3 separate regions of the Homo sapiens genome follow, and all the other regions are linked to region 2. A link is a contact called in ENCODE Hi-C or POLR2A ChIA-PET data. All regions are on one chromosome and are shown on one strand. The core of a region is the stretch at or near the end of the contact, and the rest is flanking DNA. Distances in the headings are between cores, read along the strand shown.

Evidence for each region. Hi-C counts contacts between places; a loop is a spot of excess contacts on that map. ChIA-PET counts read pairs that join two places held with the same protein, here RNA polymerase II (POLR2A). Pooled maps may share reads with other maps.
Region 1: a pooled map shows a loop between it and region 2 (7-fold over the local background). The contact joins the enhancer-like site here to the promoter of INPPL1 in region 2. A Hi-C loop is called at or near these places in 2 of 50 pooled maps. POLR2A ChIA-PET finds 5 or more read pairs at or near these places in 2 of 52 experiments (WTC11 and activated B cell).
Region 3: a loop to region 2 is called in a map of CD8-positive, alpha-beta T cell, with 27 times the contacts of the local background. The contact joins the promoter of PLEKHB1 here to the promoter of INPPL1 in region 2. A Hi-C loop is called at or near these places in 3 of 168 maps with a recorded cell type or tissue (CD4-positive, alpha-beta T cell, CD8-positive, alpha-beta T cell and naive thymus-derived CD4-positive, alpha-beta T cell), 1 of 37 single-sample maps with no recorded cell type and 9 of 50 pooled maps. POLR2A ChIA-PET finds 5 or more read pairs at or near these places in 2 of 52 experiments (CD8-positive, alpha-beta memory T cell and PC-9).

The regions. Positions count from the first base shown.
Region 1 is chr11:73,324,522-73,327,390 of GRCh38, forward strand. The region is part of intron 1 of ARHGEF17 (Rho guanine nucleotide exchange factor 17); the gene reads left to right. Among named protein-coding and RNA genes, the nearest start is that of ARHGEF17-AS1, 17 kb to the left of the region's middle. RefSeq lists an enhancer at 806-1,457. Within about 2 kb of position 1,317, at least 9 of the 41 ENCODE cell types and tissues checked have a DNase peak (open chromatin) inside an H3K27ac peak, as active enhancers do.
Region 2 is chr11:72,223,517-72,226,413 of GRCh38, forward strand. INPPL1 (inositol polyphosphate phosphatase like 1) reads left to right here and starts at 1,251. Exons shown (of 28, transcript NM_001567.4): 1 at 1,251-1,650. The coding sequence starts at 1,469. RefSeq lists silencers at 207-606, 1,157-1,516, 1,527-1,736.
Region 3 is chr11:73,645,131-73,647,830 of GRCh38, forward strand. PLEKHB1 (pleckstrin homology domain containing B1) reads left to right here and starts at 1,451. Exons shown (of 8, transcript NM_021200.3): 1 at 1,451-1,496. The coding sequence starts at 1,479. RefSeq lists enhancers at 1,016-1,934, 2,570-2,700 and a silencer at 2,310-2,529.

The sequences.
Region 1 (2,869 bases), core at 67-2,566, 1.1 Mb after region 2:
ACTGATTGGGGGTGGGATGGGAAGCAGACACAGGCCCAGAGAAGGTGAGGGTGCTTAGCTCAGGTCACAGAGCCCAGAAAGAGAGAGGTGGTATTCAAACCAGGATAGTCTCACTGGGTTGGAGTTCAGACCCAGATGGTCTGGCTCCAGAACCCGTGCTTAGGCCCCTGGCTTTCAGGACTGCCTGAGTTGGGGGCAGTGCCATCATCAAGGTGGGCACAGAAAGAAAGGGTGGATTTTGCTTTGGACATAGTGATCCTACTGGATTCACAGTCCATGGTCTGAGTCCCAGGAACCAGCACATAGTAGTTGCTCAGTAAATATTAGTTGAATGGCTCAGTTGCACTTGAGAGGCCCTTGGGGAGTGGGAGGAGGTGACAGGCACAGAAGGAATGAGTGTTTCCTCCCTTTATGGGCCCAGGGACCCTTCTCTTGGTGCTGGAAAGCAGCTGAGGTGGGTGCTGGGCTTTCTGCTGGCGGAGAGAACTCAGCCCAGGAGTTTGGGAAGGTGGAGAGATGGGCCACGGGCAGGTGAAGGGGAGACAGGCAGGCCAGGCAGTGCAGTGCAGTCCCGTTTGCAGTATCTGGAAAGCAGATCTCTTGGGCCATGGCCGGCGTGACTCAAATGGAGACAAAAAAACCTTCCATATTTGGACAAAGAGCCCAGAGAGGCCCAGACCCGCAGCCAGCCCAAACCTCCCCCACCCCCAGCCTCCTGCCCTGTCTCCCTCTGGGCCCCTAGCCCTGAGTCCTGTCCCATGAGTTGAACTCTTGGGCCTCAGTCATCAGGTCGCTTCCTGTGTGGCCAGGCCTGGGCTGTGGGTGCTGGGGAAGAAATTTCGTTCCAGGGCTGGGCCCTGTGCTTGGGCTGGAGATGTAGAGAGGAGCCCTGCTGGAGCCTGCGGGCTGGAGGGGAGCACACTGAAACCAACAGTTCCCACACTGTGGGGTAAGCTGACAGCAAACCCCCACCCATCTCAACACAGGCAAAGCTTGAGGAGCATCGCATATAGGCATTGTACACACACACTCTCTCTCTCTCTCTCACTTTCTCACTTTTCAATCCCCAGCAGATTTCCATACCCACAAAGACATCTGTACAGATATCAGGAGTGAGGACCGAGCCTGAGACCTTCCCTGGAGCAAGCTTTGATGACAGCAAAGTTGGAGTAGATTGGGGCAGCCAGATGTCAACAAGTAACATAAACAGGCATTATCCATCTGGAGAGATGTGAACAGAGCAATTTGCTCCTGTACCACCCTCTGAGTGTCCAGCAAGGGGCGGGGCTGGGCAGTGGATGCCAGAGCCTGGTGAGTGGGGAGAGGGCCTAGGCCGCTTCCTGCCTGGGAGCAGACCTTGCTCCCATGGGACAGCCCAGCCATTTGACTGAGAACCGGGGTGTTCACTGTCATTGGTGGATTGACTGAGCCCTGACTGCACAGATGCTTCTACCTTTTCTAACTAGTCTTGGATAATTAACGCTGAAATAAGCTCTGAGTGGCGGGTTGGGGGAACCCAGGGGAACCTTTAAAATTCAATTGCACTGTGGCCCACTGGTGCCTGTATGTGCAGGGTTAGCATGGGGGCCGCAGGGTGAAGGAGAAGGGGTTCCTGACCCAAGAAGCCCCATCTGAGAACTGGGGGTCGAAGGAGGCCAAGAAGGGTGAGGGCAGGGAAGGCTAACTTAGGGCAGTGGCTGGAATCTTGAAGGACTAGCCAGACCTTGACAGGCAGAAATGAGCCAAGGCCCTTCAGGGAGAGAGAACTGCAAAGGTAGAGGCCTGTGATGGAGAAGCCCTGGTGTGTCTGGGGTACCATGAAAGCTCCCTGGTTCTGGAGAGGTCAGGTGGGCCCCGGGAGTTCCTAAAGGCCAGGCCTAAAAGCCTGGACTTGATCCCAGAGTGGTAATTTCCAAGCTCACGGCTGTAATCCCAGCACTTTGGGAGGCCGAGGTTGGGAGGCCGAGGAGGGCGGATCACCTGAGGTCAGGAGTTCAAGACCAGCCTGGTCAACATGGTAAAACCACATCTCTACTAGAAATACAAAAATTAGCTGGGCCTGGTGGCATACGCCTGTAATTCCAGCTACTCGGGAGGCTGAGGCAGGAGAATCGCTTGAACCCAGGAGGTAGAGGTTGCAGTGCACCGAGATTGCACATTGCACTCCAACCTGGGCAACCAAGAGTGAAACTCCGTCTCAAAAAATTAAAAAATAAATAAATGAATAAAAATAAAAATAGTGGAACCTTTTCTTCTAGAGGAATCTTGACACAGAAGTATAAAGCAGGCTGATCTCATTGATTTAAGTGAAAGTAGGGTCATGTCTGCCCCCTGGACCACATCTCACGCCATGTATTTCCATGGAGCTTTCAGGACTCAGTCAGGAAATCTCTGTTGTGGAAAGAGGGAAGCCCTCCCTGATGGGAGGCGTTAGAGTGAGACAAGCCTCTCCCTTCAGTGTCTCTGCAGGCTCAGAAGGGCAACCAGCCAGGCTCCCTGGGCAGGGGTAAACTCTGTTGGGGGCCAGGTCTCCAGACGCAGCCAGGATGATGGAGCATACCACCCATCCTTGGTGCTCCTATGAGCAGGCAGCACCTCCCACCCGGGGCCTGGAGCTGGCTGGGCCCCACTTGATCAGAAGGACAAACTGTTGGAGTGGTGGGAAAATCCTGCCTGCCCCCTGCTGACACCTGGAAGGACACAGGCCCTTTGAGGGAGGTAGGAGCTGGCAACCAGCTACGCTCCCAGAATGTGCACCCTGTCTCAGCCCAGCTCAGTCACACTGACAGTGGACAGGCAGGAGCACATTCTCTAGAGGTCCAGGAATCGTCCTGACTCCTGTAGGATGAGTGAATTAGGTTAGAATCAG
Region 2 (2,897 bases), core at 1-2,500:
CGGGGGCGAGTGCTAATAATACCCGTTCGTTCCGCAGCCGCGCTTTACAGTTTACACAGCTGTCACCTTCGTTTCTCCTTAATTAATAATAAAAATAGCCGCCGTTCGGGAGCGCGGGCTGGGCGCCAGGCCCGGTGCCGAGCGCGGTACGAGCTCGGCCCCCAGAGCCGGCCCTCGCCACAGGATCCCCATTTTCCAGAGCGGGAAGCCGACGCTCAACCCCGCGCCGCGACTTGCCCGAGGTCACCCAGTGGGCCAGCGGCTCCGGGACCGAGGCGCGGGGCGGGGTGAGGCGAGGCGCGGTGCTGCCCCCGGCTCCCCGGGGCGGCGCGGGGCGGGGCGGGCGGCGCGGAGGGCGGGGGCGCGCGCGGATGGCCATCTTAAGTGGCCGCCTGGAGCCCAGGGCCGCTGTCCGGGGAAGGGGGCGCCGGAGCAGCCCGGGAGGTGGGGGTCTGCGTGCGGCGGCCGGGATCCCGGGAGGGAACTTTCTACTAGACGGGCCAGGGATCCTCCTGGCTTCGGACTGCTGAACCCCCTCAAGGCCCGGCCTGCGGGTGTGGGGGGTGGTGCTGGGGAACTTGGCCGAGAGGGGGAAGGGCTCTGCGGGGCTGGGAGGGGCTGCGTGAGAGGCTCGAGAACGTCGCACCTCGTCTGGGCCCCCCGCCAGAGTAAGAATCTTCAGAAGCCTGGTTAGCCAGGGAATCTCCCCGCAGGCTTTGCCGGGGGACGGTTCCCGTGGAGTTGGGGGTTCAGATCTAAGAGGGGGCTGCATTTCGCAGGAGTTGGGGGCCCCGCCCGCTTGGGTGGAGGGAAGAGGATGGGTAGGGGGTGGTCCTGGATCCTTCGCAGGTTTGGGGAACTCGATGCAGCCAAGCTGTAAGGGGGACGAGAGGAAGAGCCATGGAGTGGAATCAGACCTTTATGGGGCTTAGGGGTCATATCATTGGGAGAACTGAGAAGCGCTGAATTCTCCAGGGGGTGCCTGGATCCCGAAGTGTCGGGGCCAGGATGGGGGGACTCGGATTTCGATGGGGATTTGGGGACTGGATCTCCTCGGGTGAATGATGGGGGCAGGATCATTGTGGGGTCTGGGAGGTCCCGGGCCCTTCGGGAAGGTGGGGGCACCGTCCCCGCAGGAGGAGCTGGGGGCAGGGGCGGCCCGGGCTGCGGGCCGAGCGGAGGGGGAGGGGGCGGCAGCCGGCCCTGCGCTCCGCTCCTGCCCCTCCCCCGCCGCCTCTGAACAAACTTTTCTTTCTCTTCAAGTTGAGGCCGGCGCTGCAGGCAGCGGCGGCTGCGCGGTGAACGAGGCGGCCTGCGCGGCGGAGTGCTGAGTCCCGATCCCCGGCTCTGTCCGGCCCACGGATCCTCAAGCCCGGGCCCCGGGCCCGGCCCCAGCCTCAGCCCTGAGCGTCTCGGGGCGGATGGCGCGGGGCGGCGGGGGCGGGCGGTGCTGAGCCCTGCGCGGGCCATGGCCTCGGCCTGCGGGGCGCCGGGCCCGGGGGGCGCCCTGGGCAGCCAGGCCCCCTCCTGGTACCACCGCGACCTGAGCCGGGCGGCCGCGGAGGAGCTGCTGGCCCGGGCGGGCCGCGATGGCAGCTTCCTGGTCCGAGACAGCGAGAGCGTGGCGGGGGCCTTCGCGCTCTGCGTCCTGTGAGTGGGGCGGGGGCTCCTTGCGGGCTGGCGTGGACCGGGAGCGCGGGCACGGCCGGGTGTGGAAAGGGCCCGGGTGAGGGTTTCTGGGGCGGTGGGACGCCAGACCCGCCTCCACCCCCCAGAGTGGGAGCCTTGGCTTTCTCCTGGGTCTGAGGAGGGACGCAGGGGCACTTCCTGCTGTGTGTCTGGGGGCACTTTCAGGAGCCTTGAGGGTAGAGAATATGGGGTTCTGTGGCCCAGTGTGACTGTGATGACGAAAAATTCGGGCATTCCCCGGCAGACCCCTTCAGGCATCCTCCAGGTAGAAGGGAGCAGGGGAGAGGATGTGCATTCCACGTTGTGTGCAGTCCCGTTTGGATAGGGACTGAGTGGTGAGCAGGAGAGGGAGTCGGGGCAGAGGGACTGACGGGGTGTGTGGGGATGCCTGGCAGCTTCCTTAGGGCCCCTTTCGGTGCTTTGGGGTTCTGCCTGGCCGTGTATGGGTGGTGGGGGCGGTGATGGGTGGTGTAGAGAGGAAGGCTTGGGGAAGCAGAGGCTGAGGCTGTATGGGACCTTGCCATTATTTCTGAACCAATGAGTGAGTGTTTGAGCCCTGGCTCTGGGCTTGAGCCCTGGTTACCTGGCTGCCCTAGCCCTGAGCTATGAGTGCTGAGTGAGAGCAGAGCCAGACTTGGTGCTTCTCTGAGTGGGCCAGGTCCTGTGGCTGTGCCTTTCAGCCCAGTGTGGTTGGTAGTGGTGCTGGGGTGAGTTAGCACTCTTGGTTTTGCAGCCTTCTAGCGGCTTTGTACCTCCTGCCCTGCAGTCTGACATTGAGTTGGCTTCTGTGGGCCCAGTGAGTGGGAATCTGTGGGGGCTGCTTTATTTAGATCAGTTATTTAGATCTTTATTTAGATCTTTCTTAGCTCTGTGAACCCCCTCCCAAACTCCTGTCCCACTGTACCTTCCTTACCCCTTTGTTCTCCTGACATCTTTGGTCGGGGCGCACATTAGCCTAGACCAGGGGAGACCTTTTTTTTTTTTTTTTTTTTTGAGAAAGAGTCTCGCTCTGTTGCCCAGGCTGGAGTGCAGTAGTGCAATCTCGGCTCACTGCAACCTCCGCCTCCTGGATTCAAGTGATTCTTCTGCCTCTGCCTCGCCAGTAGCTGGGATTACAGGCGCTCGCCACCAAGCCCAGCTAATTTTTGTATTTTTAGTAGAGATGGGGTTTCACCATATTGGCCAGGCTGGTCTTGAACTCCTGACCT
Region 3 (2,700 bases), core at 201-2,700, 1.4 Mb after region 2:
AATGGCAAAATCTTTTCCTCTCTGCCAATGGTTCTGTGCACCATAGCCACAAAGAAATGTAAAAGTTACTTGTTGGCTTATTAGTCTCAATAAGTTTTAGTTGATTGAACAAACAAAGTCTCTCACAGCCAGGACTGCTGCGGCTGGAATTCCTGACATACTGTCATACCTCTCACTCGTCAATCTACACTCTCCTCCCATCTACACAGCTCTGGAAATTAAAAACAATCCAACCATGACTATCATGGCTTCAGAGGTCTATGAACTCCCAGGAATTATACGCAGATTTTTTCCTGAGGACAGTCTACACTTCCTTATTGGCTTCTCAAAGAGGGTCACTGACCAGCTTTTAGAGACATGGGCCAAGTCCGGCTACGTTTAGATTCGGTAGTAGTGTCTGTGGTTTTAGTTTGCCACGTCCTTTCCTCTTTTTTTCGTCATAGTGCCCGCTCTTTGGGAGGTAGGGGAGAGTCTTCCCCTGAAGTCTCCACTGCTGCTGGAGAACCTTCCTTTTTCATCTGGTTGCTAAATCCAGAGAATGAAATCTAGGAGATGATTGCACCGTCCCCGCCCCTCAACATGAAGGATGCCCCACTGCCCATCGGGGAGGGGAGCAGGGAGAGCTGGAGAGAGGCTGGGTCGGGGCAGGACCCAGGCGCAGATCCTCCGAGGCCAGCTGCAGCCCTACCTACCTGCCTTCCCGTCTTTCCCCTCCCTTCTTTTCTCCTTCTGTCTTTCCTTCCTTCCATATCTCTTTCCTTGCCTCTTTCCCCCTCCCACTGCTTCCTTTCTTCCTTCCACTGTGGAGGTGGAAAATTTAGCTAGGAGAAGCTGGGACTGGGACGTTCCAGGAACCAGACAGAGAGTGAGTTAAAGGCACAGAGATGAAAACGCGGTATGGGAGAGCTGGTTCTTGAGTCGGCTAAGAGGGGATGAACTCAATGGTTAATAGGATTGGCCATGGCGAATCCCTCAGCAGGGCACGCACCGCACAAAGGGCCGAGGAGCGAGGGTAGCTCGAGGTCAGGATTACAGAGACTCAGGAGCAAGAGAGGAAGGCTTAAAGAGCCAGACTGCGCAGCCAGGACTGGGGTGATGGGCGCTGTCCTGCCAGGCCAAAGAATGAAGATGTAGCCCCGCCCCCAACCTAGGGAGGAGGACCAGCCCGGTTCCTGTCCTGCCCCCGCAACCTCGCCCCGATTCCACTCCGGGAACCTCGGCGATGCTGAGCCAAGACCACTTCTGAATCAGGGATGACTTGTCTAGTGAACCTAGGGTCAGAGCCATCAGTTGGAAAGGCTGGGAGGAGCCTGGAGAAAGAGGGCGACCTTCCTTGGGATCTGTGCGCTCCCTCCTTGCCTCCCCCTCCAGCCTCCCACTTGGTAGCACCTTCCTGATCCCCTTATCTCTAAGGCGCTCAGGGAAATGCCCCGCTGCGGGAGCCTTCTGGGAAATGCTGCCCTGGCCACCCAGGAACCATGAGCCCTGCAGCCCCGGTAAGGAAGAGTTCTCTGGGACAGGAGGAAGGGCCCAGGGCAGGGTGGGCACCCTTGCCACATAGGGGACGGGACAGAAGTCTTTTAGGCCCTGACATCCTCTGGTCTCTGAATGACATCCTGTGGCTGCTGGTAGGTGAGGGTTTGCGGGGCTGAGCTATTGAAGGAAATGATCACAGTCCGAGGTGATAGATACAGAAAGTCTTCCTTTCTCCAGGTGGGCTCCCGCCAGTCCATTCTTCACTGTGCCCTAGAGGGGCCTTTCCGACCCCCTAATCACACACCTCACTCCTCATCTTGAAACTCCCACCCCCAGCTCCAGTCACTGCGTCCTAACATCCAAGCTCTCCGCCTGTCATGCAAGGCCTCTGTGCTATTTCTTTCCAAACCCTGCAGCTCTATCGCCTGACACTCCCGATGCCCTCCCCACCCCTGCGCTTTATGTTCTAGACACACGGAAATGCTGGGCACTCTTCAACATCCTGACAGTATTCATAGGGGAAATTTCGGGTCGCCTAGGAAACTGCCCCTCATCCTCCAAGGCCCCTTTCAGCCTCCTCTGGGAAGCCTTCCTGAACCCCTTGAGAAAAGTCAGGCTCATCTTTTCCATTGTTAAATCACACCTTGTGCTCCAATTGTGTGTTTCCATGTAATCTCCCTCACTAGACTGGAAGCTGGGGATGGAAAGGGGAAGCATCAAAAAAACATGCAAAACTAGGAGCTTGGCTTCTCCTTGCAACTTTACTTTTTCTTTTTTTCTAGGAACTGAGTTCAATGATTCTTAAGAAAAAGTATTTCATGATAAATGAGTGAACAAATGTCTTAATAGAAAAGTAAAATTGCAGGCGGGGCTGCTTCTGCCCAGCTCTACAGGGGTAGACTACAAGTCCCAGTACGCCTCGGGTCAGCATCTCTTCACGTCACTCCCCCTCCCTGGGGTGGGCAGGTCCGGAGGGCGGGGCCCGGGGGCAGCTGGGCTCTCAGGCGCTGCGGGAGGAGAGAAATGCCCCAGGCTCTCCGGGGCACACAAAGCGCAGGCGCAGCGGGTTGGGTGGCAGCAGCATCGAGTAGCGGCCGCTTAGGCAGCAACATCCGCAACAAGTGTAGACAAGGTGGGTGCATCAAGGGGAGGGGCTGGAAAAGGAGTCTGCACCTGACCCTCTTGTCTGATCTGTGTCAAGACCGTGGAGAGGGGAGGGAGCGG